Regions from separate parts of the Homo sapiens genome. Here regions 2, 3 and 4 are each linked to region 1. Evidence: read pairs that join two places in POLR2A ChIA-PET (ENCODE). Cell type or tissue: HepG2. All regions are shown on one strand. Links, peaks and the distances in the headings refer to the core of each region. The heading gives the core; the rest is flanking DNA. Region 1 overlaps PAX8 (paired box 8). Region 2 has its middle 9.8 kb from the start of PAX8. Region 3 has its middle 9.4 kb from the start of PSD4. Region 4 has its middle 17 kb from the start of PSD4.

Region 1 (7,669 bases), core at 1,450-6,449:
ATCTTAGCTCACTGCAACCTCTGCCTCCCGGGTTCAAGTGATTCTCCTGCCTCAGCCTCCCCACTAGCTGTCACTACAGGGACCCACCACCACACCTGGCTAATTTTTATATTTTTGGTAGAGACGGAGTTTCACCATGTTGGCCAGGCTGGTCTCGAACTCCTGGCCTCAGGCAATCTGCCCGCCTTGGCCTCCCAAAGTGTTGGGATTACAGGTGTGAGTCACTGTGCCTGGTCCCTCCATCCATCTTTTAATTCATCTGTCTTTTCAGTTATCTATCATCCATCTTTCCATCCATCCATCTTTCCATCAATCCTTTTATTTTTCCATCCATATTCATTCGTCCATTCATCTTTTCATAGAACTATCCTTTAATCTGTCTTTCCATCTATCCTTTCATCATCCATTCTTCCACCCATCCCTCCTCTCCTATATCCATCTTTTCATCCCCTTTTCAATCTATTCCTCCATTAATCTATACATCTTTCTATATATACATCCTTTTATCTGTCCATCTTTCCATCCATCTTTTCACCCATCCATCCTTTCATCATCAATCCTTCCATCATTCACACTTTCATTCATCCTTCCATCCTTCCATCCATTTACCACTTTTTCACTTAACAAATACTGGTTGAAGGTCTACTGTATAGGATGCTGGGGATACAGCAGTGAATAAGTCAGATTCCTTTATTCCTGGAGCTTATAACCTAATGGTGAAGACAAATGGACAATAAATAAGTCAATGAATGAACATAATAATTTATTGTCTGTGAAGACAATAAAATGGGATGATGTAATAAAGAGCCACAGGGAGAGGAGATAACTACTTTAGATTGGGCTGTCAGGGGAGGCCTCTCTGAGAAGGTGTTCAAAGTGACCATTCAAGTGATAAACTGGGGCAGACCATCCCTGGACCAAAGAACAGCAAGGGCAAAGGACCTAAGGCAGGAACTAGTTTAGCATGGTAGCACAAAATTGTAGTGGCTGGGTCGAGTTTTAAAAGGCTACTCTGATTTCTAGGAAAATGAATTGTACATAGTCAAGAGAGAAAGCACAAAGACCAGTTAGGGGACAGTTGCAGTAGTTCTTGCAAGAGATGACAGTGGCTTGAGTTAGGGAATTAGCAGTGAAGGAGGGAAAAAGAGACCCTGAAAATATATTTTGGTTGCAAAGCCAGCAAACCTTGCTGGTAGATTGGCTGTTGGGATGAGAAAATAGAGGAAACAAGAATCATTTGTAGGTTTGGGGCATGGATGATGGTGGCAAGTATATATATGGCAGACCAGGAGGGGAAGTGATGTAGTAGATGGCAAGTGGAAATCAAGAGTTTTTTGGGCCGTGTTATGATTGAGATGCCTACTAAATGTCCAGTTTTAATAAGTCAGCAGGTACATCATGTGTGTCTGAAGCCAGGAAAGAATCCTGACTAGAGTATAAATTTCAGCCATTGCACAAAGCTGTCATTTAATGACAAGACTACTAGAAACCAAGCCTGGGGTTCTTCAACAATTTAGAGCTCTAACAGAGAAGGAACAGCAAGGAGAATGAGTAGGAAAGACAACTGAGTTACAAAGCAAACAGAAGACTGGGCATCACAAACCCAAAGGCATGAGACAGGGATGAGCTAAAAGGTCAAGGGAATTGAGGATATAGAAGTGACCATTGGTATGATGGAGTTAGAGACTGTGGGGACTTGAGGGGATCAGAGTTGGCCTGATAGGAAGGGATAAGAAGGTGAAGGCAGAGACCATGGGGCAGAGAAAGGCACTGGTAGCTAGAGAGGAATGTGGGGATAGGAAGAGGATTTTTTAAAGACAGAAGATAGCAGAATATGTTTGCAGGGTGAAGGGAGAGACTGATGAAACAGAAAACGGGATCATTGGAGCGGCCAAATCCTTGGAAAGGTGAGTAGGGTGGGATGCAGAGCAAAGAGGCAGGGTTGGCCTTTCATCGGGGCAGAGACGTTTCATCTGCTGTGACTGCAAGCAGGTAGGCACATCTGATGACGGGAAGATGCCACACCCAGGTGTGTACCACCTACCGAGCTCCATCCCCTGCCCCAGGTTCCATGTGACTGAGGTACTCGGTAAATGGTAGTTAAATACATAAATAAGTGGGTGAGTGAGTGAATGCATGAATGAGTGACAAAATGAGAGGGTAAACACATCATGTTTTCCACCTCTCTCCCTTGTCCTCTAGAGCTCACTGTGTTTGCCATTGGGTAGGGTGTGGTAAAAGGTGAGAGGGCCCTTGCTGTGTGGCCAGTAGAGAATCGGCTGAAACCCGGGAGACCTGAGTTAAACAGGAGGCAGTTGGCACTGGGAGATGCAAGAGAGAGTGCCATTGTGGAAGGACGGGGCCAGGGTTCTAGTTCTGGCTTTCACTGAATATGTGACCTTGGCCAAATGTCTTTACTTCCCTATGTCACAGCTGTGTTATCTGTTAAACAGATGTTTAGAGTAGATTATTTCTTAGTTTTTCATCTGTTAAATAGATGTTTCGATTAGATTATTTCTTAGGTTTTTTTTTCTTTGCTTTTTTACTTCTTTACCCCCTTCCTTTTTTTACCCATGTTTTTTGCTTGATTTACGTTAGACTTAGTCTCTGCCCCTAAGGAACTTTCTTACTGTGTTCTCAGTCCGTCATTGACTTCCTAGACAAGGAGAGGATCCAGTAGCCTTTCTCTGCTTTAGGCTGCTCCTCTTCATCTCTCTTCTTCCTGTATAAATGCCTACTTGTCTGGCAATAAAGCAGCTCCCACTAACCCCAACCCAGGCCTTAAGACTGGTTGGATGACTGATTTAAGCCTCCATTGAGCTTTATTTTCGCACCTGTTTAATGGGAAAATAATAAAAGCTTAGATTTATTGAGCACTCCCTGTATATTTGAAGCATGGTGCTAAGCATTTAATACATATTTTGTCATTTAATTCTCATTAAACCAAATGAGATAGGGATAATTATTTGGCCCATTTTACAGATAAGGAAACCAAGGTTCACCTGTAAGTCACTCACTCAGAGAGGCTAAGTGACTTGTCCAAGTTTACATAACCAGGAAATGGGAAGTAAGGATTTGACTCTAGACAGGTCAGCTCCAGAGTCAGGGAGTTTCGAGCAACCCCTCCAAAGAGTCTGGGGAAGGAGACTCAGAACCACATAGCTCCCAATCGTAGGTGAGTTTCTGAAAGGCTGGGTGGACATTCATTGAGTCTCAGGGTTGGCAGGAATCTAGCTTTGTAAATGGAATTATCGCATAAGTGAATAAAGGGATTATCTGCAATTTGGAGTCAAGAGCCCTAAGGTCGAGTTCTACTCTGACATTTAACAACAGTGTGATTTGAGGCAAACTGCTTAATCATGCTGCACTCCAGTTTCCTTTTCTATAAATTGGTAGTATCCATGAGTACCTCATGGGGTAGTCTTGAGAATAAAAGATCATAATGTATGGGAAAGTGCTTTACAAACTTTAAGCTCTTTACCAAGCACCGGTAGTAGCTGTGGTGATCAGTTTGACTTTGTTTTTGTTATGTAAGGGAATTCTTAAGTAATTTCTTCGGTAAATAATTCCTTTGGAAAACTCAAGAATCCATTAACAGAAGGAGGTGATCTGATTTACTTTGTGTAAATTTATACGTTGAGTTTGCTTAAAGCGGCAGACTCAGGATGGAACAACAAACTACTCCAAGTCCCAGGACACAGCTTCCTGAGGGTGTGTGCCCTCTGGGGCTCTCCCTCCTCTCCCATCCTTAACCCTCACACCTCCCCTCAGCCCCCCATGCACACAAACACACACACTCATACCTAGCGAGGCTAAAAGGTTCATATATATGGATGTCCTCTTTGGCCCCTAACCCCATACCCCTGCTGTGGGGCCCTCCCAGAAGAGCCCTTCTCCAGAAGGTCCAGGCAGCAGAAGGAGCAGTTAGTCCCTGGGCCCTACACTCACAGCACAGTTTCCCAGCTCCACCAAACCCTCCAGCTCTGGGAGCTTCCGCAGATCCCAGAGGCTCAGTTTCTTCATCTGGAAAATGGGGGTAGTTATAACATCTACCTTCTGGGCCTCCTGGGAGGGCTGTAGTATGTCAAGCCAGTGCCTCCAGTACCTACGGAAAAGGACACTGCCCCAAATTTTCCAGATCGATGGGTTCCAAAAGGGATGACAGAGGGACCTTCTGAGCTCCATTGTCCCTGCCGTGGCTCCAACTGTCTCCCCAACCATTCCTGAGCTTGCCCATTGCCAGCCCTGCAGACCTTCCCACACCCCAGCCCTGCATTGATGCCCTTCACCTCACAGGCCTCTCCCCTGTGTGCCTCCAACAGGAAGTGAATACTCTGGCAATGCCTATGGCCACACCCCCTACTCCTCCTACAGCGAGGCCTGGCGCTTCCCCAACTCCAGCTTGCTGAGTAAGTCCCTGGGGCTGCCCAGGCCTCTGCTGGGCAGGATGGATGGAGTGGTGGGGGGCAAGGGTGGGTCAAAGGTTACCTGAAAGCTGGGAGTCCTCAGATTATACAGAGGGCCTGGGAGATGGTGCTGTTTGTGATGGAAGAAGGCAGCAGGAGGGCAGTGTACCTGGTTGTTTGGGGAAAGAGGGCAGAAGTCCAGAGGCTTCCAGGCATTCGTTTCCCTCCTGCTTCTCAAGCCCATGTCTTTTAAATCTTTGTTTTGTGTAAGATTCAGGGCTCAGGCCTTGAAGGGGAGGACAAGGGAGGACTTGAGAAAAGCCTAAGAGAGGACCTCCTGCCTCCACGGCTTACAGTCCCACAGTGCAGACACTGACGCAGGGCACCCGCCAGAATGTAACTGCCCTCCTTCCTGGGAGCCAGTTTCAAGAATGCCATCCTGTTGCCCCCATTAACCATCTAAGTGGCTCAGAAATACTCATGATTCAGCACCAAACCCTTAAACAGAAATCTTTTGTTCCACCACATTCCCCATATTTAGCCTGAGATGAAGACAGTATTCAGGGTCGAGGTCCAGAGAGTGAGCTTCAGCGAGCTTCCAGGCTTCTCTTCACCCCTCTCTTGTCCTGGGGTCCTGAACTGGGAAGAGAAGCTTTTCAGCAAAGCAAAACCCCACCAATGGGGGGACTTGAGGGATCCCACTAGAGCCTCCCTGAGTGGTGGCCTTGGGTGTATCAGAGCAAACCGGAGCCAGACAGAAGCAGTGATCCAAGGATGGCCAACCCCACAGGCACCATTGCAGGCTAGGAACCATCCATTCCCCAAGACCCCCTCTCCTCCCATTACCTCTTTGTATTCCAGAAATAACTTGAAAGGTGGCAGACCTGGGCCCTGTTTGCCAGATGAGTTCAACTCCAACCCAGCTTTCCATTCAATTTAGCCAGAAAAGACGAGGGCAATGAGACATGCCAGGGTTCAGGCACCTTCCCACTGAGCCTCCCCAGGCTGCCCATCCTGCAGGTGTGCAGAGCCTCACCTTAAGGGCCGTCAAGCCCAGATCCCCTTTGACCCCTCAGCAGTCTAATCTCCCTGGGTCTTAAGAAAGAAGACTCTCTGTCCTGGCACTGTTTGGGCAAGGCTAGGGAGGATCCCAATGACCTCTCAGTGCACTTGATTCTTTGGGGTTCCACATGCAATTGTTTTCTATTGCCCTCTCCCTATTGCAACGAGGGTGTTGAAGGTCAAAGCAGCCATAGGGGGAAGGGGCAAGAAGCCACTGTTCTCATTCTGGCCAGAAACTCAAAGGTGAGGCCAGAGAAGGAGGAAATAGGGCTGGAGAGGAGTTAATCTTCGATGATCAGATAGGCCAGAGAAATGAATGATTAACTTGTGTTGTCTTAAAGGTCAGCAGATGCAGGGAAGGCTATGGTGCAATTTTCCTTTCTGACCAGCAGTGTTGTTGTTATTTTTTTTTAATGTGTCCAGGTTCCCCATATTATTACAGTTCCACATCAAGGCCGAGTGCACCGCCCACCACTGCCACGGCCTTTGACCATCTGTAGTTGCCATGGGGACAGTGGGAGCGACTGAGCAACAGGAGGACTCAGCCTGGGACAGGCCCCAGAGAGTCACACAAAGGAATCTTTATTTATTACATGAAAAATAACCACAAGTCCAGCATTGCGGCACACTCCCTGTGTGGTTAATTTAATGAACCATGAAAGACAGGATGACCTTGGACAAGGCCAAACTGTCCTCCAAGACTCCTTAATGAGGGGCAGGAGTCCCAGGGAAAGAGAACCATGCCATGCTGAAAAAGACAAAATTGAAGAAGAAATGTAGCCCCCAGCCGGTACCCACCAAAGGAGAGAAGAAGCAATAGCCGAGGAACTTGGGGGGATGGCGAATGGTTCCTGCCCGGGCCCAAGGGGTGCACAGGGCACCTCCATGGCTCCATTATTAACACAACTCTAGCAATTATGGACCATAAGCACTTCCCTCCAGCCCACAAGTCACAGCCTGGTGCCGAGGCTCTCCTCACCAGCCACCCAGGGAGTCACCTCCCTCAGCCTCCCGCCTGCCCCACACGGAGGCTCTGGCTGTCCTCTTTCTCCACTCCATTTGCTTGGCTCTTTCTACACCTCCCTCTTGGGCATGGGCTGAGGGCTGGAGCGAGTCCCTCAGAAATTCCACCAGGCTGTCAGCTGACCTCTTTTGCCTGCTGCTGTGAAGGTATAGCACCACCCCAGGTCCTCCTGCAGTGCGGCATCCCCTTGGCAGCTGCCGTCAGCCAGGCCAGCCCCAGGGAGCTTAAAACAGACATTCCACAGGGCCTGGGCCCCTGGGAGGTGAGGTGTGGTGTGCGGCTTCACCCAGGGCAGAACAAGGCAGAATCGCAGGAAACCCGCTTCCCCTTCCTGACAGCTCCTGCCAAGCCAAATGTGCTTCCTGCAGCTCACGCCCACCAGCTACTGAAGGGACCCAAGGCACCCCCTGAAGCCAGCGATAGAGGGTCCCTCTCTGCTCCCCAGCAGCTCCTGCCCCCAAGGCCTGACTGTATATACTGTAAATGAAACTTTGTTTGGGTCAAGCTTCCTTCTTTCTAACCCCCAGACTTTGGCCTCTGAGTGAAATGTCTCTCTTTGCCCTGTGGGGCTTCTCTCCTTGATGCTTCTTTCTTTTTTTAAAGACAACCTGCCATTACCACATGACTCAATAAACCATTGCTCTTCATCTCAGGCTTTGGGGTTGGCTGGGGAAGGAGGCATCCCGGGGCTGGGCTTTCTCCCAAGAACATCAGAGCTGAGTAGCCGACAAACTCACTTTGGGGCCGTGGGCTGGAAGGGACCATCTGATGCCCCAGAGCTCTGGCTTGGCCTTCTCCCTCTGCCTTTAATTCACGTTGAACGCTGGGTACCTCACTCATCCCAAGTTCTTCAACACTGAGCAAATGCAAGGATAGCACAGTACTGAGCCAACCATAGACTCCCCACAAGGAGTTGCTGTTGTTATTAACAGGAAGCCAGAGAATCAGCAGGGTGGGTTAGTGAGGGATCCGGGAATAGCTGTGACTGGAGCCTGCATAAACAGCTCTGAAGGGAGAGAGAAGACTGGGCTCTCTTGTGTGCCAGGCACAGTATGGAAGGCTTCATATAAGTTAAGCTGAAATTAGCCCTGTTTTACATACAGCTTCATTTTACATATGAGGAAACTGAGGCTTTGAAAAAAATGAGATGTCTTGTCCAAGATGAAAAGTAGTAGAT
Region 2 (7,681 bases), core at 1,047-6,046, 68 kb before region 1:
ACAGAATGCTGGTGGCTAAGGGATTCCACACCCCTTCCACCTTTTCGTGCACACTGTTTCCTCCTCTGTCTTTTACATGGGCGTCTACGTCTACTTCTGAGCCCAATCTATGACCCATCCATTCATTCATTCACTATATATTGGCTGTCTACTCTGCATCAGACGCTCTGCATGGAAATGAAACACAGCAACCCCCATTACCACACCCCACCCCCATGATGCCTGTCTCCTAGTCCAAGGAAGAGAAATTTGTAGAAAAGGACCATCCGAACTAGCTTACAGAAGTGAGGGGGGTGGGACTCCTGAGTCAGTCTGGGGTAATGAGTAAAAACTTCAGCAGAACTGGAGAAGCCCTGTTCTGCATCTCCCTTTCCTTATCTGTAAGAATCAGGCCTCCTTCCTGCTCTTGTCCCTTGGTCCCTAAGACCCTGGGGCAGCTGGAAGGGGTGGATGTTGGCCTGGGGATGGAGAGGAACTGGAGTGGGACAGTGAGCAGGCCAGGAGCAGTTTACAGACAAAACCTCAGGTCGGTTGAGGAAGCCAGAACCATGAGACAGAGGCGACTGGAGTCAGAAACAAACACCGTGATCTGGAGTCTCCCAGGTCTGTGTCTGAGCCTCCATCAGAGCGCAAGTACTTGGAGGGAAAGGAGTCTGGTCTCACGCAGTCAGCTTCCTCTCCTGAATGGGAAAAGATGGACCTGGGAGACCAGCTGGCTGGGGTTTAAACCCCAGGCCCGCCTGCCACCATCTACATGGCCTTGGTGAATTTGCCTGATTACCTTAAGCATCAGAATGTTCATCTAAGAAAACAAACAAAAAACATTTGTAAGGATCTGCCGCTGACAGTTCGTGTCCCGCTTTTCTCTAACAAGCAGTGCCACTTCGGGTGAAACATTCCTGCAGTTTTTAACCACCTGCTACCTGATGTCATAGTCCTTTGTGTAGACACCAATACAGATTCCTCCTGAGGAGCTATGAGTTCCAGGCAGGAGTTGTGACTGTCCTTCCCTGGAATACCCATGGAACTCAGTCCAGTGTCTGGAGCACGTAGGTGATCAGAAAACAGCTGTCTTCCTCCTTCGTTCAGCCCATGGAGAGGCGGGCTGTGAACGCGCTTTGCCAGGGGAGGATGGGGAACCTGCTGCGCCTCTCCTCGCGCCGGAGGCCCAGCCCTGCGGGGCGGAGGGGCTGGAAACCTGACAGCTCCAGCCCCGTGACAGCCGCCGCCTGCGGAGTCCCAGAGGGCAGCGCCGGGAAGCAGAGCGCGCGCTGGGCCCTGGTGTCCCGGGACGCTGCACGACGACGCTCCGTTAACCTCCTGGCTCGTTCTGATACTGAGGCTGCATAAAAAGAAGGATCCCATGCAAATGAAGGCCAGTGTAGCGGAAGGCTAAATACTTTTAATTAAAGGAAGGCACCTGGAGACCCAGCCGCTGGGAGGAGAGAACTAGAGCAAGTCCGCTGTGCTCTGGGCGGGGAGGGGGAGAGACACCCTGGCCCTGGAGGGCTCGCCGTTCCTCCAGGGCCCTTCTCCTCTGCTACCCCACCCCTCCTCCCTACTCCTCCCACCTTCAGCAGGCAGAGGGGACAGGAGGTGGCCTGACCCAGAGGAGTTAAGGGTGTGGCTTGGGCGCCTGGAGGAGAGGGGACTTTCTGTCCTTTGGAACAACTCTGACATTGTGCCTCTGACCCAGAGCCCTGGGGACTCAACCCTCAGACCCCGATCTGAAGGTGCGGAAGGAGAAAGTGATTGTCCCCAGGCCACTAGGCAAGTGAGAAACACTCAGGCTTCCCAGGACTGCCAGCATCAGGGCCTTCTTGCTGCCCCGCTGCAAATTCTAGGCAGCAGCGAAGCCAAGGATAACACCTTGGGGAGCCTTTAGAGCACTCGCATTTCTTCTTCATCATCACCCGCATGACTAAAATTTGCAGAGCCCTTATAACAAGCCCTGTGCCATGCCTTCATCATCTCATTTAATCCTCACACAACTCCTGAAATGAAGGTGTTCTCATGATCCCCATTCCACAGGTGAGGTCACTGGGGGTCCAGAAGGGCTAAATCACCTGTAAGGTCCCACAGTAACTTGCATAGAGGAGTCTCCAAGACAGTCCAACTCAGAAGTTCAAGGTTGCAGACCTTTTTCCTTAGAGATAAGGCACCAAGAATGGTGAAAATGTTGGACACACCGCACTTTGGACAGCATCTGACACATAGTTGGTGCTTGCTCACAAAGTAGGTGTTCAGTCATTGCAGTGGCCTCCTCCTTTAGCCAGACCTCCCTTCCCATGGTCGGGGTGAGTGTGTGTTCCCCTGGAGGATGACTCTGGAGAGACAAAACATGGGACACAGAGACCACCTGCTGGGCCCCAAGAGCCAGGGTCAGGGTCAAGGGCATCTCAGATGCCTGGGTCCTGACTTCTAAACCAGTGTCTTTCCTGCAAGTGAAGATGGGAAAGGGTGAGTGCTGGCGCCATCTCTTCCTCTCTCTTTGAGGAAAGGTATGATGAGGATTGGGGATAAAGCAGAACTGATATCTCTGAACCTATAACTAATATCCAGAACCCACAATGGCCCTGGTTGGCTTTAAGCTTCTTGATTCGGATTCACCTTTTTTTAGTACTCACTACATGCCAGGCACTCAAATATCTTGCAACGTACCAAGCAAAGGTATATCCTTATTCACTTGCCTTTTAGAACCAAGGTTCCTATGGACACCAGGCACGGTGACTCACACCTGTAATCCCAGCGACTTGGGAGACCAAGGCAGGAGGATGGCTTGAGCCCAGGAGTTTGAGACCAACCTGGGCAACATGACGGGACTCATTTCTACTAAAATAAAATAAAATAAATTTGCTGGGTATGGTGGTGTGCACCAGTGATCCCAGATACTCAGGAGGCTAAGGCAGACAGATTGCATGAGCCCAGGAGGTTGAGGCTTCAGACTGCAGTGAGCTGTGATCACACCACTGCACTCCAGCCTGGGTGACAGACTGAGACCCTGTCTCAAAAAAAAGGTTGCTTTAGTCAATTTGGATTCTACGTCATCATGCCATCTCCTTTGGGGTTACTTATAAAGAAAAAAATAAACGGCCCAAGCAGGGACTTCCTTGCAGTAACTGAATGGTCCTGTGGAGTGAAACCTACCAGTGACCTTGGCCTGAGTGTCAACAGGGTACAAAGCCCTGTAGAACTCCTTGCTCCTAGAAGGACAATAACCAACACAATCTTGGACAGATCAAGAGTTCAGTAGCACCAAATCCTTGTCTAATGGTCTGCTGAGAACCAGTTCTGGGAAAGAAGATCTTCAAGAACGGATAGTGACTTGATGGGAATTTCTGGACCCAGTCATGACAGAAGAGAATCTTTTGGACTTCTGAAAAATCAGCAAGTGCTCAACAGTCTTCACCAAGCAAAGCAAATGTTGGAGGACAATAGTCAATGCCAATGTCATCAGGAGTCAAACAGTGATGATCTTGTCTACCACTCCTCATAGGGCCTGAAGCTATAAAGCGGTTATTTACTCCTTCTCCCATCTACTTCTCCCTGGATCTCAGCGCAGGCCAGAGTAAGACAGTCCCACAGAAGTGACCTCATCCTCCCGCAGGGCCATTAGAACAATACCTCCCCCTTCAGGGCACCTGTAAATCAGGGCCCCAAAAGGGTCTGGCAGTGCTGGAATGAGGTGTGGCTTGGCAAGGAGACCTGCATGTTTAGTACAATGGCCTGATTGTGTGGATTGTTCCAACCCAGCAGCGCTCAAGTGGTCACATGTTCCCTGGGCAGCAGGTGCTATAACCTTTGCCCAGAGATTTGGAGCCTTTGGTGGTGAGACTGAGTGCCGATGAGGAGGAGACTGGTCTGGCTGTCTCCCACTGCCTTTGGGATCTGGGGAAGTCACTCCCTGACCCTGCCCATGGTCTGTGCCCAATTCTCACCCATATTCTACTCAGAGGGTCCTCAGCTATCCAGAAAAAAGAGAGAGGCAGGCAGCATGCCCAGGTAAACAATAAAAGGCTACTGAGTTTCTGCTTCTGCCACTAGCTGCCAAGAACCAATGAGGGGCAGGCACAGCTAAGACTTCAGTCCAGTGTTTATCTTATTAACTGCTGTGTGCCCAGCACCCAGCACCACACCATCACAATGAGGTCATTGTGTTACCCTTGCCACTCAGTCATTCCATCGAACACTTGTGTAAGCACAAGCTTTTACTGAGCATTGTCTCTGTGCCAGACACTGTTCTAGGCACTGGGGATACAGCAGTAAACAAAACTACCAAGAATTCCTGCCCTCATGTAACTTACCATCTACTAGGGGGAGATAGATGACAAATAAATAAGCGAAGCAGACAATATGTCAAATGGTGAAGAGAAATAAAGCAGAGAGAAAGGAATAAAGCCGGTGGCGGCGTGGTGGGGGAGGCAGCGTTGGTTTGCAATAGGGGGACTGGAGAAGAGTTCCCTGAGAAGCTGATCTTGGAGCCAAGACTTGGAGGTGAGGGATCAAGCATCCCATCAGCCCATCTATGGCAATATTGGTCCTAGACCAGCATCCCCTCCTCAATTCTCTGATCTGACTGTCATCAAACAGAAACTTCCCCTGGGCCACTGGAAGATTTTGAGGTGGGAGGAGTTATATCTGCTTGCAGTGACTACTGGGCTTGGGGAAGCTGAAGCTCACCAAAGGACATGGGAGGATAGGATGGGGCTTACACTCATTCTGGTCTTCACAGGGCTGCAGCCCATCACCACCAGTCAAGGATAGAACTGAGAGTCAAAAGCTGACTATGACAATATTTCCCCACTCATCCCCATCACCACTTCCCTCTATCCTCAGGGCTGCCATCATCCCTTAGAATTATGGGAACACAGTGCCCCACCAACACACCACCCTGCCTGCAGCCTGGCCTCCTCCAATCCATTCGCCACACTGTAGCCAGAAAGAGCTTTCCAAAACATGTCTGTTCCTTCACTTTCCCCAGCTAAGATCCCTTTGCTTTTTAGTATAAAGTCCAAATTTCTCAACATCCTACAAAGATTTTTGTGATCTAACGCAACACACTTTCCCAGACCCATCTCTCAGCTCTCACTGCAGATACACACACACACACACACACACACACACACACACACACGCACATACAAACATGCACTCTATTACTGTATTTTTATCTCCCACTACACTGAACTCAGTTCCCTAAATGTACCTGGCCCTCTCTGACTTCTGGACCTTTTTCTGCCAGTACCAGAACATTCCACCTTTACCTTCACATTCTCACATTTGCCTGGTGGATTCCAACTCTTCTTTCTAGTCTCTGCTTAGAGGTCTCTTTTTCTGGACAGTCAAGACTCTGTGGGGTACCCTCACTGCTCCCCGCACCTCCCCCTCTACACTCCAGCCACATTACAGCATGAAGCACACCTCCCTACCAGGATCTGTTTATTTGTTCCATGAGGACATGGTTCTTGTTTCAGTCACCACTGTGTTCCCAGGTCCTAGTAGATAGTCCAGCACTTAGTAGATGCTCAGTAAATGCTTGTACAGCTAAATACATCAAAGGAGAGGAAGACAGGAAAATAGAAAGGGCTGTCCTGGTAAAGGAACTATGGCCCTATATTGATCATCATAATTGCCTCATCGCTTACTTTTCTCCATTTCTTAATAGTTAACAAATCATTTTCATGTCACCCTGCTAATGAGATGTGGCTGTTACATGTATAGTTTTACTAAGTGTGAGAAACCTGAGAATTTGAGGTCACACTGCTCAGAGCAGGGCGGTATCACGAGCCCAGGTCTCTCTGACTTTGAGTCCAGGGTGCTTTCCAGAACTCACAAATCCTTGGGCTCTAGAATGGAGAGACTAAGTTTCAAACATGGCAGTACAGCTATCTCTTGAATCCTGAACAAGAAACCATAAGACTGAACTCAGTCACCTAATTTGACCTGTCAAAGTGGCTTGAGGATCTCAGGGGGTCGACGTGTACCCTCTCTTTATTTCCTGGTTACCTGTGGGCAGTCAAGGCTCCTTTCAGGAGCAGGAGCATTACCTAGTCAGGACGCGCATCCTAAACTTCTGTACACCTTGGTCACTGCCTGGAAAATGGCAATGGCCCTGGACTGGGGAATCTCTCCAGGTACTCCCTTCTTACACTTCCCTACCTGCTTACCTTTAATCTTTAAAGGGATATTCAAAAGCTGCAAAAAGACAAGACAGACTAGGTTTAAGGGAAGCCAACTTGTCCATATTCATTCTAAAGGTGCCCAACCTGTACTCCCACAGTTCCATTTGTCACTTCTCATCTCTCCAGGAAAATATTTATGCATACAGTTCATTACAGAACAATCTTTTTTTGTGGAGTACACTATCTTGGCTCACTGCAACCTCCACCTCCTGGGTTCATGGGGAAACTGAGCCTGGAATGCCATGGCTCTGGAAGCCATGGGAATGGTGTCTTCTATTCTGGATTCTGCTCTCCAGAGCCACAGGTCTCTGGTAGCATGCAACACTCTCTCAGAACTCAGAGGGTTCTCAGACAGTAGAACTTGGCAGCCCATTGAGCTGCTGGAGTAGGCTCTTGTCTGTGACTGTAGTCTTGGACACCGTAAGAGCAGACTCCTGAGCCCCAGAGAGTGCACACTCAGATCCAGGATGGAAGGGAGGAATCAGCTCACTCACACCTGAGAGACCACCTCCTCAGGTTGCCCTCATTGCCCCTTCTCCCCAGCCGCCTTGCCCCGCTGCCATTTTTGGGACCTCTCTCTCTCTCGGTATCCCTGGTATAATGACTGTGACACCACACCAAGGTCCATGAGCAATGCTTCTCTGACATCTTTCTTGTGGCTAGTTCGACTTTCAGCCACTAACGTTTATTGAGCACTCACTGTGCTACAAACACTTTGTCTGCCTTAAATATCATAATATCTTACGAGAGAAGTACCATTATTAGTCTCAGTCTTCAGACATAGAAACTCTGGCTCAGAGAAGTTGAGTGATTGGCACAAGGTCACACAGCCAGTATGAGAATGTGCCAGGGTTCCGGCTTTGGCCACCAGATTCCCAGCCCAGCAGTGTGACCCCTATGGTCTCTCTGCATTATGGAAGAAAGTGTACCAGACCCCAAATAGGAAAAAAATCATTCTCTCAAGACTCTAGGCCATCTTCACTGGAGCAAGTGATTCTACTTAAAAAAATAAAATCTCAGAGCAGATGGGATCAAAATCTATAAAGTGCAGGGAATGTGGACAAAGTGAACAGAAATTACCACGGACACAGCACACTCCAGGAGGTTCAAAGGAGTGGTGTTTGGAACAAATAATAGGAAACGCTATGTGACATAAAATATGGTAGGCCTAAAAATAGAAAGAATTTTAAAACAAGTTTAGAAAATGTGTAAATGGATGACTCACTCATTCTTGCCACAAGTGTGTTCTGTGTCTGTGCTTTGCAAGCACAGTAGGAGTTCAGTCGGAGAGCGATGGGATTCACCATGATCCCAGCCTTTGATTTCCTTTACATCCTTTCAGTTACCTACCCACCCTGTGGGCCTAAAAATCACACGTCTCGTTACTGGGGTCAAGCTTCTTCTCAACAGTCCACTAGTGGCCCCTAACACTGACACTGTTTTTTAAGTTTATTTTCTAGTTTATTCTAATGCTTCCTTGGAGTTATTACAGTTGTCCA
Region 3 (6,340 bases), core at 1-5,000, 55 kb after region 1:
CAGTCCCCCTGGCCAGCTCAGCTGTGGGCTCCCAGGATCAGAGCACGTAGGTAGGGCTGGGCCAGGGCTTCCAATGACTGGGCACGTGGCAGGGGCCAAAGGTGCCTCTCCTTGCCGCCTGTGACCTTAGAGTGGGAGGGAGAAGTCTCCTAGAGGCAGGGAAAAGAGGAAAGGGAGAACAGCCCAGCCCAGTGCTGACATCACCAACCTCTGAGCACATGTGTGCGCTGGTGCTGCCCTGGGTGTTCTGGAGAAGGGCAGGAAGTGATTATAAAAGTGAATGACAAGCCTCCATCTCTGCACTTGTTTGCCCAATCCCGTACCAACGCAGTGACCTTGGGAGGCTGTCCTTGCCCGCCCGTGGCCAGTCAAATGAAGCACACCCAGTGTCTGTGGACAGACGGCCAGGGACAGGGCCACCCAGGTCACAGCTCCCTGGCTCTCCTCTGCCCCAGCACAAAAGCTCGGCTCAGACTCTCTCTCTCAAGGTCCTTCTCTTGGGCTCCTTCCCAGCTCTTTTTTAGATAAGCCCACTTGCTGTAGGTCTGTCCTTTTCACATGAGCAGTGAGTTGGGCACTGTAGTTATTCATCCTCTCTCCCCCAGCCCCCTTGGCACCAGAAGGCACCCACAAAACATCTGCTGAAACACATGTGCATGCAGTTACTTATAATGGCAAAAATGCTCATAACCTCAATATCCACAATAGAGAATGAGATAAATGGATAGATTACTGGGTAACCATATACCCATATGGTGAACCTAGGCAACCTTTAGCCATTTTGTTTTTAAAGAGTATCTAATGAAATGGAAAGATGCTCATAGAATTTTGTTAAATAAGAAAACTATTTATAATTTCACTATGGTCCCAAGTTTTTTTTTTTTGTTTGTTTTGTTTTGTTTGTTTGGTTTTTTTTGAAATGGAGTGTTGCTCTGTCGCCCAGCCTGGAGTGCAGTGGCGCGATCTCGGCTCACTGCAACTTCTGCCTCCCAGATTCAAGCAATTCTCCTGCCTCAGCCTCCCAAGTAGCTGGGACTACAGGCACAAGCCACCACGCTCGGCTAATTTTTTCATTTTTAGTAGAGATGGGGTTTCACCATATTGGTCAGGCTGGTCTCGAACTCCTGACCTCAGGCGATCCACCTACCTCGTCCTCCCAAAGTGCTAGGATTACAGGCGTGAGCCACTGCGCCCGGCCTATGGTCCCAGTTTTTAAAAAACTTGTTTGTGTTTGTGTATTTAGGCAATAAAACATCAAAGCATTGATTGACAGTAGCTATCTGTGCCTGGCAACAGTATACATGATTTCAATTTCTTCATGCTTGTTTCATATGTATTCAACTTTTTAAAATAAATATACTTTATGTTTGTCATCAGCAAAAATAATAAAGTTACTGTTTCTGCCCCCTCCCTTTCCCCTACTGAGTTAGGTACATGGCCTTGAACTTTAACTATCTAACAAGCCAGCTACTACTTTTGTTGGCTCCCATGTACATGTGAGTAAAACCTTTTTCTTCTGTTAATCTGGCTTTTGTCAGTTTAATTTGCAGGTCCCAGTCCCTAAACCTAAGAAGGAAGAGGAAAAGGGTTATTTCCTCCCCTACCTAGGGTTAGGATAAAGCATATCCTAACAAGATTAACCCAAGATTACCTTCTCCATGAACCCCAAGATTACCTTCTCCATGAACCCACAAATCTGAGGCTGTGTTTGCCTACATGGATATGTGGTACACATACTAAACATTAATAGTTAAGCATTTACTTCAATATGCACTAGAATAAGATAGAGTGTAGCAAACCTGTGATTTAGGAACACAGTAAAGTAGAAAATATCTACTTTATGTTGTTAAGTATATGTATTCACAGAAAAATATTAAATATTATTTGATAATATAATAAATATAAATAAATATCAAAACTCTTATCTCAAAAATTATAGTAGGGATATGTAAAGAGCAGACACTTTGTGCAGCTGGATCTGACCTTTGCAGCATTTTCTCCTTTGGAGAAAGAGCTGAAAGTCTTCCTTATAATGCTCATTAGCCCTGATTGGCCACCAATCACTGAATACGAATTCAAGCGGGTATGATTTGCAGAAAAGCAAAGCTCTGTCATTAAACAGAGAACAGGTATGCTCTCACAAAGTGAAGGAGGAAGACAAACTCAGAGCAGGACATTTCCTGGGCCTTGTAAAGGGTCACGTGTTCCCCTGGGGAGGCTCATGCTTAACCCTGCCCATAGCAACAAAGCCGTGAGCTTCGCAGTGCCCTCTGCAGCAGCAGGAGCTGACCCACACTCTATCCATTGTCATCTTCAGAAGACAAAAGGGACGGCTGGTTTGGCAGCTCCTAGCAGGAAGAGCGCTGGGGCCTCGGAGCTCATACCCCAGGAGGAGAGCCCGCACACCTAAGCTTCCTGGGGCCATTTCCCTCCTCTCTGACTCAATACATCTATGCATCTTCCAAGGCCGCACTGAGAGCTCCAGAAAGGCAGAGTCCACTCGTTGGGCCTTATTGTATATACCCACCTCCCATCCCTCCCCTGCCCAGGCTCCACAGCAGCACAGAGTCCATGCCAAGAGGATAATTTCCAGAGGTTGTCAAGCCAGGAAAGGCCAGAGTTCAAAAGGGCACCACATATTATTGTCAGCTCCTCCCTGTAAACCTGCCCCATGCTCTGTTCCTGATGGGCATCTCTCGCCCTCACATTCTTCTGTGAGGACCTCACCCAGTCCCACATGTTAACCTCCCACCTACTCACTAAAGGCTCACAATTCCCTCTCTAGCCCAGCGTCTTAATTACCAGCAGGAATCTTCTAGCTGGATGTACAGCAGAGCATCAGACTTCGCAGCCTGCTCACATGCCTGTAAGCATCCTTCCCATCCCATGCCCGTGCCTGCCCCTCCCAGGACCTGTCTAGACTGGCATCACATCCACCAGCTTCCCAAGTTAGCAACCTTGGCACCAGCCCAGGTCCCTCTCCCCTCATGGCTTTGGTACCCAGTCCTGCTGGATCCTCCTCCCCTGCAGGCCCCTGGGCTCCACCAGCTCACAGAGCGCGTCCTCGCTTTTCTGGAGGACTGCAGCAATTGCCTGCCTAATTCTCCACTGAGAGATCACTCCTGTCCTAGAAAATCTTCACCTGGCACCCTCGTCCCCCATTCTCTAACAATGCCCCTAACTGCCTCTCTCTTCCATTGCTTTAGGGAATGTCCAACGCTGTTATCTGAGACCTCTCCAGCCTCTCCTATGACCACACACAACCACACCCTGACCTATGGCCTCAGCAGGCAACGGGTCCTTCCCTAAATGTTCTTGGCATGTTCATACGTCCTCTTGGACAGCTCCATTTCCTTCCCCAGTCCTCTTCATCCTTCGAGGCTCACCCCATAATGCCAATTCTCCATACAACCTTTCTAGACCAATCCAGTAGGAATTGACTATTACAATAACTCCCTAACTCCAGCTACAGAGTACAATGCAGCAATTAGAAGCAACAAACCAAGAGTACACACTGCAGTCAAATAGATCTTTTAAAAAATAGTGCTGGTGGCTGGGTGCGGTGGCTTATGCCTATAATCCCAGCACTTTGGGAGGCCAAGGAGGGTGGATCACGAGGTCAGGCGTTCAACACCAGCTTGGCCAAGATGGTGAAACCCCATCTCTACTAAAAATACAAAAATCAGCCAGGCACAGTGGCAGGCACCTGTAATCACAGCTACTCGAGTAGCTGAGGCAGGAGAATTGCTTGAACCTTGGGGGGGCGGAGGTTGCAGTGAGTCGAGATCACACCACTGCACTCCAGCCTGGGAGACAGAGTGAGACTCACTCTCAAAAAAAAAAAAAAAAAAAACATAGTGCTGGTTAGCCAGGGATGGTGGCTCACAACTGTGATCCCAGCACTTTGGGGGCCCGAGGCGGGTGGATCACTGGAGGTCAGGAGTTTGAGACCACCCTAGCCAACATGGTGAAACCCCGTCTCTACTAAAAGTACAAAAATTAGCTGAGCGTGCTCACTTGAACCCAGGAGGCGGGGGATGCAGTGAGCCAAGATCGTTGACAGAGCGAGACTCTGTCTCAAAAAAAAAAAAAAAATAGTGCTGGTTTTAAAAAGCAAGAAAAATTTAAGGATTTATAGCACGAAGCAATTGTGACCCCATAAAGACAGGGTCTCATTCTGTTGCTGAAGCTCTAGTACAGTGATGCTATAATAACTCACTGCAGCCTCAAACTCCTGGGCTCAAGTGATCTTCCAGCCTCAGCCTCCCAAGTAGCTAGGAAAATAGGAGTGCACCACCACACCTGGCTAATTTTTTTTATTATTACCTTTTTTTTTTTTTTTTTTTTTTTGGAGACAAGAGTCTTGCTCTGTTGCCCAGGCTGGTCTTGAAACCCTGGCCTCAGGCAATCTTCCCACCTTAGCATCCCAAAAGGCTGGGATTACAGGCATAAGCCACTGTGCCCAGCTCCATAGTGCAATTTATGTAGGGTTAAAAATACATGCATATATAAATCAACATCATATATCTTTCTTAAATACATCCAAATCTAAGGATAAACCTATCATAAATATGTCAGAGTAGCTGTTGCTCATGAGGGTAGGGTTAGAGGGTAAGTGTGAGGGGAAATCACTGGGACTAGGAATGAGAGATGAAGAGGAAATGATAACTCAGTAACAACAACAAAAACCCAATTGAAAACATAGGCCAAGTATATGAACAGTCCACAGAAATACAAATAGCTTGTAAGTCCTGTAACACAACTCACTAGAAAGAAATACCTATTTAAACTATAGCATGATGGCATTTTTCTCATCTGTCAAATTGGGAAGAATAAAAAGTTGATGATACATCAAGTTGGTGGAGCCGAGGGGAAAGCAGCACTCTCCTAAGTACAAAGACATGCATGCCTTCGGAAAGCAGACTGGCAGTAACTTTTAAACCACATTTATGAATTCCTCCTGCTGAAACAGTCACAGAACTGAGATTATATAGGTACAGGTATGCTTAATGTGTTATTGTCTATCACAGCAAACAAATAGAGATGGGGGAAATAGCTTATAAACCCACAGTGCACTGGCTAGATAAATATGGTAGCTCATTCAATGAGATACAGCAGCATATACGTACTTAAAAACGATGAAGGCGGGTGTGGTGGCTGACGACTATAATCCCAGCACTTTGGGAGGCTGGCTGAGGTGGGAGGATTGCTTGAGGCTAGCAGTTTGAGACCAGCCTGGGCAACACAGTGACACTCCCATCTCTACAAAAATTACAAAATTCAGCCTGGCGTGGTGGCGCCTGCTTGTGGTCCCAGCTACTGGGCAGAGGGTGGGCAGGGCAGGGCACTGAGGCTGGAGGATCACTTGAACCCAGGAGGTCGGGCTGCAGTGAGCCATGACTGTACCACTGTACTCCGGCCTGGGTGACAGAGTGAGACCTTGTTTCCAAAAAAAAAAAAAGCAAAGCCGGGCATGGTGGCTCATGCCTGTAATCCTAGCACTTTGGGAGGCCGAGACGGGTGGATCACGAGGTCAAGAGATCGAGACCATCGTGGCCAACATGGTGAAACCCCGTCTGTACCAAAAATACAAAAATTAGCTGGTTGTGGTGGTGCATGCCTGTAGTCCCAGCTACTCAGGAGACTGAAGCAGCAGAATCACTTGACCCAGGAGGCGGAGGTAACAGTGAGCCGAGATCATGCCACTGCACTCCAGCCTGGCAACAGAGCAAGACTCCGTCTCAAAAAAAAAAGAAAGAAAGATGAAACCTGTCTATATGTCTTGAAGCAGAATGATTAAGTATATTAAGTTTAAAAAGTGCATACCTAAGTATTATTTCCTACTATTTATGTTTTAAAAAAAGAAGAAGACAAGGAAGGTATACATACATATATGCTTGTTTACAAATAGAATATGTCGCTCTGAAAGTATTCTCAAGAAATTGCCTCCGAGGAGAATTGGAGATGACAGGACAGGAGAGGGAAAGAGATTTTTCACTGTGTACCTTAAGGGCTGTTTGCATTAATATTTTAAAAAGATTTTTGAATACATGTAAATATTGCCTTTAAAAATATTTTTAAAGAGTGTTAACCTATGTAAGTTCTATCTTTTTTTTTTTTTTTTTTTTTGAGATGGAGTTTCACTCTTGTTGCTCAGGCTGGAGTGCAATGGTGCAATCTCGGCTCACCGCAACCTCCACCTCCTGGGTTCAAGCGATTCTTCTGCCTCAGCCTTCCGAGTAGCTGGGATTACAGGCATGTGCCACCACGCCTGGCTAATTTTGTATTTTTGGTAGAGACAGGGTTTCTCCATGTTGGTCAGGCTGGTCTTGAACTCTTA
Region 4 (7,681 bases), core at 1,376-6,375, 64 kb after region 1:
AGTTACCCAAAGTAGGGCCTGGCATATAGTATGTGTTCAATAAATGCTAATGATTTATATGCTCTTGGGCTGGTTTTTTTTTTTTTTTTTTAAGAAAAACCTGTTAATGAGATCATCTAATAGTTTTAAGGATGAAAATAAAAATAGATTATTGGAATTTTCCCGGAAGGCAGGTTTTTTCTCATCTTTCATTCCCTGGGCATTTATTAGGTTGGTGCAAAAGCAATTGTGGTTTTTGCCATTAAAAGTAATGACAAACGTCACAATTGCTTTTGCACCAACCTAATACTAAATTTGAAAACCTCAGGGTCTGCTGCCCACTTAATTCTCATTGTGTGGCCCCATAATGTTATTATTATGATGATTATTATATTTTATTTTATTTTCGAGGCAAGGTCTCACTCTGTCGCCCAGGCTGGAGTGCAGTGGCACAGTCTCCGCTCCTGCAACTTCTGCCTCCTGGGTTCAAGCGATTCTCATGCCTTAGCCTCCCGAGTAGCTGGGATTACAGGAAAGCGCCAACACTCCTGGCTAATTTTTGTATTTTTAGCTGAGACGGGATTTCACCATGTTAGTTAGGCTGCCCATAATGTTTTGAAGGATGCAGAGTGTGAGTAAGAAAAGCAAATGATACCTCTCCTAGCAAAAGACATGCTCTCCATCTCTGTTGATCACTTCTTGCCCTACTTGGCATAAACTACCAGGCCTGTCCATAAGTTGGAGATTGTAAATCTTCCTGCCACAGCAGTGAGGGACACCATCTGCTTTCCTGGGTGCCTTTGGTCAAGGCTGAGCCCTACCCCAGCCTCCTTTAAGACAAGTCTCTGAGATGCCTGCTCCCCACCCCAGAGCCACACTGACCTCCTCCCTGTTCGTCCAGCATGCCCAGCATTTTCATGCCTCGCTCTGGCTTCAGGGCCTTTGCACTTGCTGTTCCCTCTGCCTGGAATGTTCTTCCCCCAGGCAGTCACATGGCTATGTCCCACATACATTCACGTCTCTGCTCAAATTTCATCTAAGCACAGCCTGTCCTGACTACTCTGTTGAACACAGCAGCCCCTATCAACTTTAACCCCTTAAGCTGCCTTGCTTTTCTTCAGATCCTTCATCTGACACGACATTAAAATTGCTATGTTGTTTATTGTCTGTTTCTCCCACAAGAAATAAGCTCTGTGAGATGCAGGATTGTCTTGTTCACTGATGTATCCTTAAAACCTGGAATAGTGCCTGGGACATACAGGCCTTCAATAAATATTTGTTGAATAAATATACAAATGAGTGAGTGAGTCAATAGACCATGTTTTCTGGGAATCTTAATCTCTGTCTTAGATTTAAGCTTCCCAATAAGAAACATACTCTTAGAGAGGGGCTACTCACCACTAGTTCATTTCTCACTGATCCTTTATAAGCAGCTTATAACTCCCTGCTGATAGGAACAGAGGGCACCTCATTCTGTGCCCCTAGATTTTGAGGACCTGAACATGAGACCATTTTCCCACCTAATTTAGAAAGTCTGTTTGCTACACTTTCTAGTTAAGGCCCAATTTCTCTTATACGTTTCACTGTCATGCCCCATATCCCTCTTTTTGGGAATTTTTCAGTTTTGTGTTTTCAGCATTTATTGCTCTCTGAAATAATGTCATTCAACAGCTTACTTGCTTATTTTCTCTTTCCAACCCATATGCAAATAAGAGCAGTAGTATTCGCAGTGCCTGCATGCCTGATTCGTAGTTGACACTCAGTAAATATCTGCTAGATGAGTGAATGAATGACTCTTCTTTATATGCTTCACATACAGGAAATATCACGTCTGGAAGAAAAGAATGAATCACTTGGCACTACACACTGTCTAAACCTGACCTTGGTGTGTTCTTTATGTAGAGAGTCTCATGGACATCCAATTAGTTGCTAATTAACATTCAATCAGCTCTGGGCCTCGGGAGGGGCCAAGCCTGAGGTTCAAGGGCAGGTGGGGCTTACTTGCCCAGTCTTCACTTTGATACTGGTCCCCTGACCTAGACATGCGGACCATGGACACAGAGGTCTGGCGAGTGCATTGACCAGAGCAGCAAGTCCATCCTGCAGCGTGGAAAAATCCAGCAAAGAACTCACTCACATTCTTAGCTCCATCATCCTACAGAAAAGATGAGCTAGACAATTCTAGAGCCAAAAAGAAATCCTAGAGGGATATGAGTTTGTCAGCTGTGCAGACACTTTTTACCTTCCCAGAAATCTCTCATACTTTCTTGCTAGACACACCTAGGAGGAGGGCCAGCACCCAAGGGGGTAGAGAAGAGCTGCCTGGTCCTCTAGCCCAGTGCAGTCCCGGGGGGGCAGCTCCCACCAAGCCGGGGCCACAGCCTGGCCTGGTCATGAGCACCAGAAACCACTGAGGCACAGGGCCATGACAGATTAGGAGCAAAGCCCTCAGTGTCGCCTGATTCTGACACCTGGATGGCTTTAAGGGCTCCTCCTGCTCGCCAGCCAGCGGGGCTTGGAGCCAGGATCCAACAGCGCGGCTGGAGTCGCCCGCGGCGAGAGAGCCCAGGCTGACTCCTTCAGTGGAGACAGCGTCCCCTTGCCGTCCCAGTCTCCGCCGCTCGGTTAGGCTGGATCCTCAGGGTCCCCTGCTCGCTCTCAACCCTCTCTCCGGCTCCAGGGACCCTAACCCTCAGCGACAGCCGCTCCGCAGGTGCTCGCCGGCGTGGCGAGAGCGCTGCACGGCACACGGTCACCGTCGAGGGCGGCGACGGCCGGGGGTGCCCCCGCCCGGCCCAGGCCTCCCCGTGGTCCCTTACCCATTTCCCGCCGGGCTCCTGCTCCGGCCTCCCGCGGGCCCGCGCGCCCCACGGCCCCGCGCCCAGGCGCCGGCTGGGGGCGGCGAGAGCTGCGGGGCCTCGGCTGCGCGCGCGGGGGGCTGGGCCAGTCCGGCTCTGCGCGCTCGCAGGAGGGACTCGGTTTCCGGGAGCGCAGGCGGGCGGGCGGCGGCGCAGGGCGGGGAGGGGCGGGCTGAGGCCGGGCCGGGGTTGGGGGTGGCGGGGGCGAAGCTGTGGGACTGGTCTGACCGCTGTGGCGCCGGGCTGGGCCGCCGGGCAGGCCGGGTACCTCCTGCGCGCCCCGCACGGCGCCGTCGTCTGGCCTGTGCGCTACCGGGCCGCAGGCTCTGCAAAGCCCTCCGGTTATTTTTCCAGTACCTGAACCGGAAACTGAGGCCCGCCCCAGATACGCGTGAGCCTTGACAGGGACTGTCTGGAGTCCCTACAAACCCCTTGTTCATTTACCATTCACTGGGCACAAGAAAAAGTTGCATTATTTGATTTCCAAATTTCACCTGTCTGTAACTGTTGGCTTACGGTGAACATTCACTAGTTGGTTTGGGGATTGGTGGCACAGAAGCAAATAGCTGTGATTTTACACTCAATCTATTTTAGCAAACATAAGCTCAGAACAGGTTGTCATTGGCGAGACGCTATTATTTTTCAATATCACCCTTGATGGCACTATCTGGTTTCTATTTCTGTAACTATGTAAGGCACCGTATAATGACATTTTGAGTTAAATGATTCCATATTTCCTGTATATTGTGAATAAAAGTTCTCCAGAAGGAATCTTCCAGTAAGCAGTTTGTAAACTGGAGAGGCACAACCTTTATTGTAAAACAAAGGTGCCCTTCCAAAGAACAAAGGGAAGGCTCGGGTTTCATAGCAAATGGTCCCACACAGGTTTCCTGTGCAAATGAAGGTTTGAAATTTGCTTAGTTCTGATTGCTTTACAAGGCCAACTTCTGATCGATCAATACATCTGAGTCCTGACTGGGTGATACAGCTGAGCCCTGATTGGCCAAGGCAGGTGAGCTCTGATTGGTTGGTTCAGGTGAGCTCTGAAAATCCCAGAAACAAGAAGGTGCTGGTTTCCAGAGAGCTCAGCATATGTGACCTTTAGTCAGCAAGTGACCACTTGGCTCTATTTTGAATTTAGACCAATACAGTCCAGTTATTTGACATGTAAAAACGGAAAAATAAAATAAAATAAAACAGATTTAGGCCGAGTTAGCCACTCAGGATCCATCTTGAAGAATTGGCTCTTGAAAGTTCACATTTATTCACAATATCTAGTGAACATTTTAGCTCCCCTAGGAATTGGCAACCTAGAGAGGTCCATTTCTTGATTTGATGCTGCTAAAATGAAGCTGACCAGGCTCTCTACAAGCAGCAACAACCATGATAACACCTAATATTTATTGAGTGCTAGGCAATAAGCTGTCCTAAAACATTTAATCCTCACGGCAACCCTATGAGTTAGGAAGCTTTACACCTCATGAGGAAACTGAGGCACAGAGAGGCTGAGTAACCTGATCAAGGACGCACGGACAGGCAATCAGGCAAGACCCAAAGACCATGCTCTAAATCAGCAGTCTGCAACCTTTTTGGCACCAGGGAGGGACTGGTTTCTGTGGAAGGCAATTCTTCCACAGATAGGGGAGGTGGGAGTGGATGGTGTTTCAGGATGATTCAAGCACCTTACATTTATTGTGTGCACTTTATTTCTGTTATTATTACATTGTAATATATAATGAAATGATTTTATAACTCACCATAATGTAGAATCAGTGGGAGCACTAAGCTTGTTTTCCTGAAACTAGACAATCCCATCTAGGGGTGATAGGAGACGGCGACACATCATCAAGCACTAGATTCTCATAAGGAATGCACAACATAGATCCTTCGCACACACAGTTCACGATAGTGTTTGCACTCCCATGAGAATCTAATGCCGCAGCTGATCTGACAGGAGGTGGAGCTCAGGTGGTAATACAAGCAATGGGGAGTGCCTGTAAATGCAGATGAAGCTTTGCTCTCAATCCCCCACCCCCAACATGGTCCTAACAGGCCATGAACAGGGGATTGGGGACCCTTGCTCTAAATCAATGTGCAACACTACTGCTTAATCTTTTTAGATGGGGATCTGATGCTAGGTTTAATAATCCTATAACTTATTAGTTCATTTCTTCACTCTACAAATATTCACTTCAGTATTCACCTACTGTATATATGCCAAGCACTGGTTAAAACAATGAACTGAAAACTCCAAGAGCTTGCAGCTAGCAGGGAATATAAGCAGTAGTGTGAGGTACACTTGTAAATTGTAAACTTGGGAGGCTGAGTGGGATGTCTTTGAGGGGGGAAATCCTGAAGGAGGGAGCCACAAAGAACAGAAGCCCAACAACTACATGCAAACTCCTTTAAACTCTTGGCAGATTCCTGAATGAACAATGCAAGGAGGAAGAATCTAGATAACCTGAAGGAGATCAATAGTGAGCAGAGATCTGAGCAGTTAGTTACCGTCTCTGGGAAAGTTCCACCATCTGAGAGGGACTTGGTTCTATTGTGCTTTCCACTGAAACCCTAGAATGACCACCCCTTAGCAGGAAAGACTGCATCCCAGCATTAAGGGATATACCCTAGAATTAGGGACAAAACCAAAAGAAATTCATCCAAACAAAGCACAAAACCAAATCTCCACAAAACCAAGGTGAGTTTTCAATAATTTAACTTACTGTTAGAACAAAACTTGACACTCTTCAAAGGAAAATAGAATGCAGAGCATCTACAATGTATCATTCACAATGTTCATCATATGACAAAAAATTATTAGACATTCAAAAAAGCAGGAAAATGTGAGCCATAGTCAAGAGAAAAAAATCAATCGAAATAGACCCACAGGTGACCAAGATATTGGGATCAAAAGACAAGGAATTAAAAAGAAAAACTATGATAAATATGGTTAAAAAACACTTTCAGCAAAATATAGATATAACGGGTAAAGAAACCAGGCATTTCAGCAGAAATATAACCATTTTTTAAATAAAGTGCCAAAAGGAATATAAATAAATCCACATCAATGAAGGCGATATCTGTATCTTTATTACCCCAGAATGAAGAGACATCCCAACTTTTGCCCTCCAGGGGGAAGCCTGGGCAGGTTTGCCAACAGCCCCTGTGTAAGTTCAGGGCCTCCTAATATTAGGGTCCCTTTTTTTTTTTTTTTTTTTTAAGACGGAGTCTCGCTCTGTCACCCAGGCTGGAGTGCAGTGGCACCATCTCGGCTCACTGCAACCTCTGCCTCCCAGGTTCAAGTGATTCCCTTGCCTCAGCCTCCCAAGTAGCTACGATTACAGGTGCACGCCACCATGCCTGGCTAATTTTTTGTATTTTTAGTAGAGACGGGGTTTCACCGTGTTAGCCAGGATGGTCTCAATCTCCTGACCTCGTGATCCGCCCGCCTCGGCCTCCCAAAGTGCTGGGATGACAGGCGTGAGCCGCCGCGCCCGACCAGGGTCCCTTTTCGTAATGTGCTTCACTATGTGTTCAGGTAACATATGGAGCTCATCACAAGTCCCTGTAGAAAGTGGGGCTCAAGGCCGGGCGTGGTGGCGGGCGCCTGTAATCCCAGCTACTCTGGAGGCTGAGGCAGGAGAATTGTTTGAACCCGGGAAGTGGAGCTTGCATTGAGCCGAGATCGCGCCTTTGCACTCCAGCCTGGGCGACACAGCGAGACTCTGTCTCAAAAAAAAAAGAAAAAAAAAAGTGGGGCTCAAGGAGTCTGTGTATTACTGCTGCTGTGAGTAATAAATTGTCTTCCACCATCTTCTATTAGAATCTATGAAATTGTGATGGGTTATCTAGTTAGCTTGCAAGCAGAATAAAAACTCAGACCCTTTCACAGTTACTGACTTAACAGAGATAAAGATAAAACTCTTAAAAGCAACCAAATAAAAAAATGTACATTGCATACAGGAATGACGGATAATTTTTCATCAGAAACCATGTAGGCCAGAGGACAAAATGTTGTTTTGTTTGTTTGTTTGTTTGAGATGGAGTCTTGCTCTGTCTCCCAGGCTGGAGTGCAGTGGTGCAAGCTCGGCTCACTACAACCTCTGCCTCCCAGGTTCAAGTGATTACCTTGCCTCAGCCTCCCAAGTAGCTACGATTACAGGTGCACGCCACCATGCCTGGCTAATTTTCATATTTTTGATAGAGACAGGGTTTCGCCATGCTGTTAGGCTGCTCTCGGACTCCTGGCCTCAAGTGATCCCCCGGCCTCGGCCTCCCAAAGTGCTGGGATTACAGGCGTAAGCCACCAGGCCGAGCCAGAATGGAATATCATCTTTAAAGTGCTAAAAGGAAAAAAGCTAGCAACTTACAGTGACTTTATCCCCTAAAAAATTTGTAAATAGGAAGTAAGACATCTTCAAATAAATAAAATCCGACAGTATTATATGAAAAGTAAATAAATTATTCAAGATAAAGGGAATGATATTAAATAAAAATTATAATCTACAGTGAAGCAATGAAGAGCAGTGGGAATGATAAATATATGGATAAATATAAAATACTTTTTCACGTTTGTATTAAGTTATTTAAAAGTTCATTGACTAAAGCAAAAATAGTAAGATTTTGGGAGATTTGTGGCATTTATAGAAGCAAGATGTATAACAAGAAAAGCACAAAGCACAGAAGGGGAAGAAAAATGGAAGTACATTGTAAGATTTTTATGTTGTGTATGATATTTTATAATATTAATTCAGACTAAAATCCAGTAGAAGATATAAAAATTATCACTGAAAAATAGCTTACCCAAGAGAGGTCAGGGAAGTAAGAAAAAATTAAGAAGAGGGAGG

The links. ChIA-PET counts read pairs that join two places held together with the same protein. Peaks named below come from ENCODE experiments on the same cell type or tissue, not always from the same donor. Only the 100,000 strongest peaks of a DNase experiment are listed, where the experiment ranks them.
Region 2: POLR2A ChIA-PET joins it to region 1 with 5 read pairs; 6 of 35 experiments call an interaction of 5 or more read pairs at or near these places.
Region 3: POLR2A ChIA-PET joins it to region 1 with 5 read pairs; 7 of 35 experiments call an interaction of 5 or more read pairs at or near these places.
Region 4: POLR2A ChIA-PET joins it to region 1 with 7 read pairs; 3 of 35 experiments call an interaction of 5 or more read pairs at or near these places.

The regions. Positions count from the first base shown.
Region 1 is chr2:113,216,832-113,224,500 of GRCh38, reverse strand. It overlaps PAX8 (paired box 8), which reads left to right. Exons shown (of 12, transcript NM_003466.4): 11 at 4,323-4,409; 12 at 5,892-7,669. The coding sequence ends at 5,968. Among named protein-coding and RNA genes, the nearest start is that of PAX8-AS1, 16 kb to the left of the region's middle. In HepG2, for the core only: no CTCF peak of the experiment used is centred there; DNase peaks (open chromatin) are centred at 4,350, 4,940 and 5,980; H3K4me3 peaks cover 2,318 bases.
Region 2 is chr2:113,284,899-113,292,579 of GRCh38, reverse strand. No RefSeq gene overlaps it. Among named protein-coding and RNA genes, the nearest start is that of PAX8, 9.8 kb to the right of the region's middle. In HepG2, for the core only: no CTCF peak of the experiment used is centred there; DNase peaks (open chromatin) are centred at 3,749 and 4,139.
Region 3 is chr2:113,161,361-113,167,700 of GRCh38, reverse strand. No RefSeq gene overlaps it. Among named protein-coding and RNA genes, the nearest start is that of PSD4, 9.4 kb to the left of the region's middle. RefSeq lists a silencer at 4,535-4,829. In HepG2, for the core only: no CTCF peak of the experiment used is centred there; DNase peaks (open chromatin) are centred at 210, 1,360, 2,230 and 2,630.
Region 4 is chr2:113,152,653-113,160,333 of GRCh38, reverse strand. No RefSeq gene overlaps it. Among named protein-coding and RNA genes, the nearest start is that of PSD4, 17 kb to the left of the region's middle. RefSeq lists a silencer at 2,743-3,272. In HepG2, for the core only: no CTCF peak of the experiment used is centred there; a DNase peak (open chromatin) is centred at 3,803; H3K4me3 peaks cover 1,753 bases.